2 separate regions of the Homo sapiens genome follow, and region 2 is linked to region 1. Evidence: chromatin loops called from intact Hi-C (ENCODE). Cell type or tissue: Caco-2. All regions are shown on one strand. Links, peaks and the distances in the headings refer to the core of each region. The heading gives the core; the rest is flanking DNA.

Evidence for each region. Peaks named below come from ENCODE experiments on the same cell type or tissue, not always from the same donor. Only the 100,000 strongest peaks of a DNase experiment are listed, where the experiment ranks them.
Region 2: it touches region 1 in a loop (9-fold over the local background); 1 of 110 quality-filtered maps calls a loop at or near these places.

What each region holds. Positions count from the first base shown.
Region 1 is chr10:57,862,311-57,867,704 of GRCh38, forward strand. No RefSeq gene overlaps it. Among named protein-coding and RNA genes, the nearest start is that of IPMK, 400 kb to the right of the region's middle. In Caco-2, for the core only: no CTCF peak of the experiment used is centred there; a DNase peak (open chromatin) is centred at 2,681.
Region 2 is chr10:57,977,249-57,982,642 of GRCh38, forward strand. It overlaps the pseudogene MRPS35P3. Among named protein-coding and RNA genes, the nearest start is that of IPMK, 290 kb to the right of the region's middle. In Caco-2, for the core only: no CTCF peak of the experiment used is centred there; no DNase peak of the experiment used is centred there.

The DNA of each region.
Region 1 (5,394 bases), core at 308-5,307:
AAACACAAAAGTGCAGATATTTCTTCGACATACTTATTTTATTTCCTTTTGATATTTCCAGAAGGGAGCTTGCTGGATCATAAGGTAGTTCTTTTAATTTTTTGAAAAACCTCCATGCTGCTGTCCATAATGGCTGTACCATTTTACATTCACACCAACAGTGTACAAGGGTTCTCTTTTCTCCACATCCTCACCAAGTTATCTTTTGTTTTTTTTTGATAATAGCCATCCTAGCACATATGAGGTTATATATCATGGTGGTTTTGACTTACATTTCCCTGATGATTAGCAATGCTGAGCACATTTTCATACACCTGTTGGAAACTCATAGTAGCAGACAATAGAATGATGGTTGCCAGGTGCTAGGGAAAGAAGAAACAGGGTGAAACTGGCCAAAGGGTAGAAAATTTCAGTTAGGCAAGATGAATAATTTCTGGAGATCTAATGTATAGTAATGTGATTAGTTTACAGTACTATAGTATATACTTGAAATTTGCTAAGAGGGTAGATTGTAAGTGTTCTCACCACATACACACTGCTAAAACAAGTTTAGCCTAAAGCTGTCTCCTTACATATTTTAAGTCTGGCTTAAAGGTTTCTCTGTACATCGTGAACTGTAACAAGTGGAGGTGTAACCAGACCATGGCCTGTGCTTCCGCCAATCACTAAGTTTTGGCCAATCAAATGTAGCTAACAGTTGGAACCCTGTTCAAATAAGGTAAACACTGAGCTGTAACCAATCCAGCTGTTTCTGTACCTCGCTTCCATTTTCTGTACATCACTTTCCTTTTTCTGTCCATAAATCTTCTTCCTACACGTGGCTGCGCTGAAGTCTCCAAAAATACTGGCTGGGAAGAGTGCCGAATGTGTAAATTGTTCATTGCTCAATTAAACTCTTTTAAATTTAATTTGGCTGAAGTTTTTCTTTTAGCAACACAAAAAATGGTAACTGTGAGGTGATGCACATTCTGATTAGCTTGATTGTGGCAATTATTTTACAATGTATACATATATCAAAATATCAAGTTGTACACCTTAAATATGTACAATTTTTATTTGTGAATTATACCTCAATAATGCTGGAATTAAAAAAAATGCAGGAGCCTTTTGCCAGGGCTCCTCAGCAGTGAGATAATTCTCCCCTGTCTATCATGTGTCCATTAAAGCCTCATCCGGTGCTGTCTTTTGGGGGAAAATAAAATACTGGTGAACCATTGCCTCGCTTTTTTGCCTCTTGCTGTGCTGTCATAATACATAAAGAAAGACTTAATTGTTAGTTTCAGCTTGGCTTATTCTAATTGACCACCTCCATACCTGGCAGCTAATCATGTTCAAATCAAAATATTAGCAATTCGATTTAAACAGAAATTTGACAATTTGGACACTGGGAAACACGTAGGATATAAAAAAGATGCCTTAAAAATTCTAACTTACATTCAATGTGTGATTACATTTTGCCAGGCATGTAGCTCTTTTAAAGGATAAAGTATTTATTTGATAATTGCAGCAAGCCCAAATAGATGGAGGTGTTATATTGTGCTACTAACCTTACAAAAAAAAAAAGAAGTTAAAAATGGATGATAATAATCTGAACAGAAGGAAAATAAAAAGAAATCTGGGAAGAAATAGAAGCACTAGGGATACACCAATTTGATGCCCCTTTCTTAAGTTACCAACATGTTGTCAACTAAACATGGGACACTTATACTTGTACATGGGTTTGGTAATGAGAGTAAGAAAGTGGTCAATAAAAAGAGAGAGACTTTTTCTTAGGATAAGTCTAGCATGTGTGCATGCATTCTGGTACCTGGAAAAAAAAAGAGAATAGGAAGAGAACAACTGAAGATGCCAGAAAAAAAGAGAAAACTCTTTTTCCAGAAAAATTTTGGAGAAAGAAGGAGGGGATCGGGTTGAAATCACAAGTGAAAAGGTCAGCACTATAAAAAGAAGAAGGTTGCCTTTTTCTCAAAGTCTGGAGGAAAGAAATAGGGAAAAGTAAAAGTGCAGGAATAATAAGAGGCAGTAGAGATGGATTTCAGCAGGTAGCAAGGGGTGGAGGGATGGAATTCTCATTCGATGACCTCAATCTGCTCAGGAAAATCAGAGACAAGGTCATGCACTGAGGATGAAAAGATTTGAGGTTGATTGGAAGGGACAGGACTGGAGCAGCCACTCAGGTAATGCATTAGAGAGTGAACGTGAAATAAATAAGAGAATCAGTAAGCCAAGGAGAGAAAAGCAGTGTTGTTACTTGGTCTGACACTGTAGTCTGAGACTGAAATGCATAAAGAGGAATTGTTGGGACCCAGGATTGGGGGATTCTCAAGGTAGTCACAGAGGAGGGAAAGCAAGCCTGAGATTTGAGAATATTGAGAAAGAAGCACCCCTGAAATGTCTCGCCAGAGCATTTAAACAGGGTGGAAGCAGCAGCCTGGCTGTCGCTGCTACATGTTCCCATAGCATCCTGTAATTCCACCATCACAAGGGGATTTAATTGTGTATTTGGTAAGCTTCCCTCAACTCAGCTGTAAGCAACCCCAGTGCAGGGTTGTGACTCCCTTATTCATTCCCCAATGTGCAGCAAACACAGCACCTGCCCCATATGTAGAAAAGAGCCAATAAATAGTCATTTACATGGACTTTGACCAACTGTGTTGTAACCTTCTGGCATTTATACTATTCTAGATCCCATTGCATTTTCTCTCCTGCGTTTTCTCCCTGCTGGAGGCTCTGATCTTCATGACTCATATATGTCCTGATGCTGACCTGCCTACCTGGCTTTGTCTAGTATACTTGTCCCCACCTTTCAGGCAGATTATCTATTCCAGAATCATTCTTCTCCCTTGGGTACTAGTTTCCAGCTATCCCTTTCCCAGCTTATTGCTTAAATTCACTCTATGTGCTGACTCTTTTTATGCCTAACACCTGACTCTGGTGCACTAATATCAATAGAGCAAGACAGGAAAACCTCATGCTGAAACACAGACAGCATCAGGAGACAGAACTAATCAGGTCAGAGTTAGAACCAGGGGAGAGAAGTTCTAACACCTGGCATCAGTAAAGAGAATGTAAATGCAGGTGAGAAATATGTGAAAGGCTGAGAACCAGAAAGTCAAGAAGGGAACAAAAAAAGTAGTGTTGAGGGTGCCAAAACAGTGATAAGTTATAAGGATTAAGCTTGAATTTGTGGGTTAAAAGAGATAAGGCTGGTGACTCATATAGCACAAATACCTCAACTCTGACACCTATGGCCTTTTAGGGACAAAGAAAGAAACTGACACTTAAAAAGAAATCATATGTATTTGATTATATTTGTGCCCATAAGCACGGTACATTGTAATTATTACCAGGGGATCTATGGGTTCAGAGCAGTTATATCATTTGGGATCAGGGATATCAGTCCATGAATTCAGCAGACATTTGTTGTACACCCACTGTGTGCAACTTAGGAATACTCAGAGCAATAACAAAGGCATGGTCACTGTTTTCAACAGGTTTACAATCTTGGGAAGAAGAGAGACATGAGAATATACTTTGAGCAGTGGTATCTTCAAATGGTAAGATAGAAGATGGGAGAAACTCTCCTCCCCTGGAGGCGTCAAGTGGGGCTTCTAGAGCAGGTGACAATGGAGTGAATCCTAAAAGATGATAGGGGTTCACTGGGAAGGAAAATTCTTAAGTCATAGGAAAAAGTACATCTCAGAATATGCCACTGTGAAACAGCACATTTCATCTGGCAAACTGTGGGTATCTCAGCATGGTTGGCACATTGAGCAGTATCAGAGAATGATAAGAAATAAAACTAAAGAAAGTAAGCAGGTGCCAGATGACTAGGGCCCTTGCCATGGGACATTGCAATCGTACGCTGTAGGTGAGAAGAAAAGTCTCCATGAAAAAATAAGGAAAAGCACCAGGAAATTTGCAGACATGGGAATAGAGAATTCATGGGAAACATGACGCTTTTTCAGATATTAATGGAGTAAAATGCAGAAATGTAGGCTTCCTGTGGTATTCCATGTAACTTAAGTAGGGTAAATTTGTGGAATTTAAAGAAATACTCTATATAAGGAAGATCTTTTGTTTCACTGAGGTCCTCCAGCAAATGAATTGACAGCATCGTGAGATAGTGAGTTTCCTATTTTAGGAGGTATTGAAGTAGAGGCTGCAGTCAGCCTATAAAAGGCATACTAGAAAGAGGTGATGTGAGAAGTAGAAAAGACAACCAGTACTACCTCAGGTTGTAAGATTTTCTATCTCTCCTGTACTTCAGAATACCAGGATGTTATATGCTCCATAGATGTTGAGCATTTGATTGTCTGTAGCAAAATCAAAAATTAATCTGGCATAATCCTTTAACAATTTCCAGGACTCAGTGGTTCTGTGAAAATACATCTATAAACCAACTTTCATAATTTAAAGAACTTCTCAGACTGTGGAGGATGAGATTTAAAGCTAAAAGTGCAAAAAGGTAAAGTTCCTAAATTACAGATAAAATCATTTAACCTGTTTAAAATCCATTTCCTGATGTTAAGGATATTTTAGCCTTCATTCCAAAAAGACATACAGTCAATTATATTCAAGGATTTTAAAACAGACTTTACTCCACTCAAGCGGCATTTATAACAAGACTTGTTCTTTAACAAGAATCTTGTTCCTATATTTCTCTAAGTCTAATTTATCTTACTTGAATTATTTTCCATGGAGATTGAGGTCAGAAGGTATGTCAGTCTTATCATTTTTTATCCCAAATGTGACGTGCTCTCATAATTGCATTTAGCTTACCAATATGTGTAATGACATACAATTGTTCCTGCTAAATATTAATTATGTAAAGGAGTTCAAATAGATGAAAATTTATGAATAGGGCTATTATTCTTTTTTAAAGCTAATTTTTTTGTCAATGAAAGAGTATTTGACAAATTTTTTTTGTATTTTAATGAAATCAACTCATGAGAAATCAGAGAATTGGTTTATGAATATTGTTAACATTTCTTAAATCTACCTGTTTTAGTTTCATTCAAATCGTACACCACAAAGTAAATACTGACTTAATCAGCAAGCATTTCCAGACAAATACTGCAGTTTCCAATTAAGCAAGGCAAAACCACAATGCAACCATGGAGAGTCTGTTTTGCTTCATTGCATTTTGCAAAGTTTCCCTTATTGAACCTTTACTCAGGAAATAGAAGGTCAGTCTCTTTGGGAAGTCTGAATCTTATGTGGTCATCTCCTCATTCTCTCATCACCCTGTTACCAGCCATTAGCAGCTTTTTCTACACCTTATGAATTGTCTAGGAACTACTTCCCAAGCCTGGATGTTCATCAGAATCTCCAGAAAATCATGTTTAAAAATATAGATTACAAGTTCCAAGATCTACAAGCTTTAGATGTAAG
Region 2 (5,394 bases), core at 122-5,121, 110 kb after region 1:
AACAAAATATAACAAGTGTTGGTAGGGATGTGGAGAAAAGGGAACACATACACTGTCAATGGGATTGTAAACCATCACAGCCATTACAGAAAGCAGTATGGCTCAAAAAATTAAAAATAGAACTACCATATGATCCAGCAATCCCACTACAGTGTATATACCCAAAGGAAATGAAATCAGTATGTCAAGAAGATATTTGCATTCCCATGTTTATTGCAGCACTACTGATAAGAACCAAGATACGAATCAACCTAAGTGTACATTAACAGATGACTAAATTTTAAAAATGTGGTAAAGCAAAAGAAACTGTCATCAGAGCAAATGGACAACCTACAGAATGGGAGAAAATTTTTGCAATCTATCCATCTGACAAAATTATAATATCCAGAATTTTCAAGGAACTTAAATTTACAAGAAAAAAACAAAACCCCATTAAAAAGTGAGCAAAGGACATGAACGGAAACTTGTCAAAAGAAGACATTTATGTGGCCAACAAACATGAAAAAAAGCTCAACATTACTCATCATTAGAGAAATGCAAATCAAAATCACAATGAGATACCATCTTACGCCAGTCAGAATGATGATTAGTTAAAAGTCAAGAAACAACAGATGCTGGCGAGGCTGCAGAGAAAGAGGAATGATTTTACTCTGTTGATGAGAACGTAAATTAGTTCAATCATTGTGGAAGACAGTGGGAATTTTTCAAGGATCTAGAACCAGAAATACCATTTGATCCAGCAATCCAATTACTGGGTATATACCCAAAGGAATATAAATCATTCTGTTATAAAGATGATACACATGTATGTTTATTGCAGCACTATTCACAATAGCAAAGACATGTGACATGGAATCAACCCAAATGTCCATCAATGATAGACTGGATAAAGAAAATGTGGTACATATACTCCGTGGAATATTATGCAGCCATAAATAGGAATGAGGTCATGTCCTTAGCAGGGACATGGATGAAGCTGCAAGTCATCATCCTCAGCAAACTAACACAGGAACAGAAAACCAAACACTGCATGTTCTCACTCATAAGTGGGAGGTGAACAATGAGAACACATGGACACAGGGAAGGGAACAAAACACACACTGGGGCCTGTCGGTCGGGGGAGGGGAGGGAGAGCATCAGGACAAATAGCTGATACATAAGGGCTTAATACCTAAGTGATGGCTTAATAGGTGCAGCAAACCACCATGGCGCATGTTTACCTATGTAACAAACCTGCACATTCTGTACATGTATCCCAGAACTTAAAATAAAATTTAAATTAAAAAAAGAAAATGTGGCTTATATACACAATGGAATATTATTCAGCCATAAAAAGAATGAAATCCCAATCAAGCAGAGTCCTATGGATGAAAGAAAAAAATAAGTAAGAATGAAATCCTGTTATTTGTGACAACATGGATGAACCTGAAGGACATCAGGTTAGGTGAAATAAGCCAGACAGACAAAGAAAAATATCACATGATCTTATGTGGAATCTAAGAGGATAAAAAAAAGAATTAGCCAGGCGTGGTGGCTTGCACCTGTAGTCCCTGCTACTTGGGAGGCTAAGGCAGGAGGAACACTTGAGCCTGGGAGGTTTGAGACTGCAGTGAACTGTGATCGTGCCACTGCACTCCAGCCTGGGTGACAGAATGAGACCATATCTCAAAAAAAAGAAAAGAAAAAGAAAGTTGGTATAGAAGCAGAAAGTAGAACAGTGGTTATGAGAGACTAAGGAGGGGAGAGGGGGATGGGGAGAGGTTGGTCAATGGGTACAAAATTACAATTAGGAAGAATAAGTTCTGGTGGTCTATTGCACATAAAATGTATGTAATAGTAAAATATCATATATTACAAAACAGCTAGAAGAGAGGCCTTTGGATGTTCTCACCACAAAGAAATGATAAATGCATGAGGCAATGGATCCGGTAACTACCCTGATTCAATCATTATACATCATAGATATACACTGAAACGTCAAATAGTACTCTACACATATTAACGTGTACAATTATAATGTGTCAATTTACAAAAACAAATTTTCAAAAAAGCAAAGACCTGTAAAAAATTTCCTTTAATTTGCACATAAGCACAGGTACACATTTTGTGCAAATATGCACTCTGCTGTTGCCCTACCAGCTAGTCCTGGGTCCAGTCCTAAAATGTAGCCCTGTTTTTCTTATATGGGGCTATATCATTCTAGACATACAAAAAATAGGAAAATGGCCAACACAAAGTCCGATTTTAAAATAATTTAAGTGTTTGTTCTTTTTCACCTCTGCTACTAACATCTATCTTCTTGTAATCCCTCTGTTACACCACAAAAATGTAATGCCTTCACACTGCCCTTTGGCTTTTGAAATTTTTCTCAGTGCGAGTCCCCTTGGGCTTGCCTAACCTCTAATGTCACATGTTCCACAGTTACATCACTTTTTCTCTTTTCTGAAAAGCTCCCCACTTCTCATGTGGATCATAAATAGGGGCTTAGGAAAGCAATCTGATTGGGCTGAAACACCTAAGCAAAGACTTTTTGATGAGTCACTTCCCCCTTGCCCAGTCCGCATAACCTTCCCAGGCACATTTATGTTTTAATCAATGTGTTTACAGAAATCGTAGGTGTAAGATATTTACGAACAGGCTTCTTTTTAAGTAATAATTTTTAAGTACTTTTCAGCCCAAGAAAATGTTTTAAACAAAATTTACACAGATACCAAATGTACAAAACATGTGAAAACAGAAGTTATTGTTGAAGTAATGCGAGTGGAACCAAAAACCAGCACTCTTAACTCCTCTCTCATACAGAATAGCCCCAGACACACATCCTCAGAGTCCTCATTCCTCAGAGCAAGATTTGAATGCCACTGCAGATTCTCACATGTTTCAGCTTTCTCTGAGCTTTAGTTAGGGAGAAGAAAAAGAAGCAGGTCTTCCACCACTCATTCAATTGCGTAAAAAAAAAAAAAAAAACAAAAAAACAAAACTGAGGGCTATCAACAGAGTCATGCCATTCTCACCCACCACCAATGTGTTATGATTCACTCTTCTCTTAGAAGGAATCAAGAAAAAAAATGACTATTAACACCTTTTTCTTTTTACTACCAGCACTTTTCTAAACCCTGATACCTGGAAGATCCTAATTTATTCTTTGACCTCCTATATGAAAGGAGCAGAATGTAGCTATAGGAGACAATAAAACAAGTTTGTTGAATGGTGGAATAAATTCTATTTTTTAATAGATGCATTAAATGTATCTGAAACACCTTTTAAAAACTTCAATTTGTTTATTTTTATGATATAATAGCTTTATTTATGTAAATAGCTTTCTCTTATCATTATTTTCAAGTCAAAGAATAGCCAGAGATCACATGTAGACACATATGATGAATAAGGCATTTTATGGAAGACTGGTACATTTTTATCCATCCAAAGCTGCCAGATGGCAACAGTATTCTCAAATTGCATGCTGTTTAAAAGGTGATTCTTTTTTTTAAAAAAAAAAAGCAACAACAATAATAATAATAATATACTACACTTACTATAAGCAAAGTTAAGATCATTTCATACATTCTTATTCATTCAACTCATTACAGCTCTATGTTTTAGTTATTGTTATTATCCCCAACTTATGGATGAGCAACTGAGGTTCAAAAACAAGTAACTTATTCATGGTCAAACACATAGTAAGTTGTAGAGCAGAAATTTGAACCTATGCAATGGGGCTTTGGGATGTCTGCTGCTAACTGCTATATGATACTGACTCATGTAAAACACATGCTACCATGTGTGCTCACATCATTGTCACTGGTGTATGATAATGCATCAAGGTGCAAGAAGATTCCTGTTTATCTCCTGCCTGAATAGCTCCCTTTAAAGTCAGACATATAACCAACGTGGATGTTTACTAGCCATATCAAATTTAACATATCAAAAATAAAAAATTCTAATTTACCCAACCCAACCCCTCACAAAGATGCTCCTAATGCAGTCTTCCTCATCTCAGTAAATATGATCTCTAACAGTCCAGTTATGGAGGCTGAAACTCTGGCATGGTGGATATAGGCTAAAACTCAGGTATTCTGATGTGGCTTCCAATGATTCTTTTTCCTGGTATTCGTGCCTTTGGGTACGCCCCTCCCCTTGAACGTGGGCTGGACCTAGTGACTTGCTTCTGCTAAATAGAATACAGCAAAAGTAATTGGATGCCACTTCCATGACTAGTTTACAAAAGATTGTGACTTCCATCTTGCTAGCAGCCTCCCTTTTGTTGACACTCTGTGACGCTTTCACTTGTTCACTCTAATGAAGCAAACTGCCATACTGTGAGATGCTTTATGGAGAGGCCTACATAGTGAAACACAAAGAGTCATCTCTGGCCAACAGCTTGTGAGGAATTGAATCTGACCAATAGCCAGGAAAGTGAGCCAGGAAGCAGATCCTTCCCAGTTGACCCATGAGATGACTACAGCCTTGAGAGAGACCCAGAACCAGAGCACCCATTAAAGCAACATCCAGCAACACTCATTGAAACTATGAGAAATCAATGCTATTGTTTTAAGCCTCTAAGTTTTGAAATACTTCGTTACTCAATGATAGATAACTAATACATCTAGAGTCATCTTTTGACTCCTCCCTCTCTCTCACATCTTATATCCAAACTCTCAGCAAATATTGTTGGTTCTTCCTTTAAGATTCAGCTAGAATCTGAGCAATTCTAAATATCTGCACTGAGATATCTTTGATGCAAACTATCATAATCTCATACTGGAATATTGCAAAAAGCTTATAACTGGCTTCTACCAGGTCTCCTGGGTCTATTCTTGATACAACAGCCAGACTGATTCTTTTAAAACACAAATCAGGCCCTACAGTAATGGCAGCCACGTGGTTCTTAGCATCATCTGCCCGGCAGGTGGCAAAGATCCTGTGTACCTTCTCCATCATCAGATTTCCAGTCACTGATGGGCCAAAGCCAAGACCAAGGCTTTATATCAGAAAACAATAAAACAACAACAAAGGTAAGTCTGGTCGAGAGAGACTCCTAGAACAGAAAACACAGCTGTTGACCCAGACTGGGCTAGTCTTCTCCCTGTTGCAACACCATTTAAATCTTTCAAAGCTCCTTTCAAAGCACTTGAAATGGGTATTTTGACCCTAGAAAGGGGGTTCTATGACAAAGGAGGGAAGCCAAAACTTAAATATTTCTGGCTTTCTACATTTGGCATGTGATTTCTGCACTGAGTGGCCAGCAGCATCAGACTTGTGAGAAATATGAGTAGCACTGCCCAATTAAAACTCATTTAACTGATTATGTTTCAGCAGAATTATCCATTCAAAATCCCAAAGTAGAGTAGGAACCTTATCGAGTAAACTTTCCAATCTGAATTTAAGTGATCA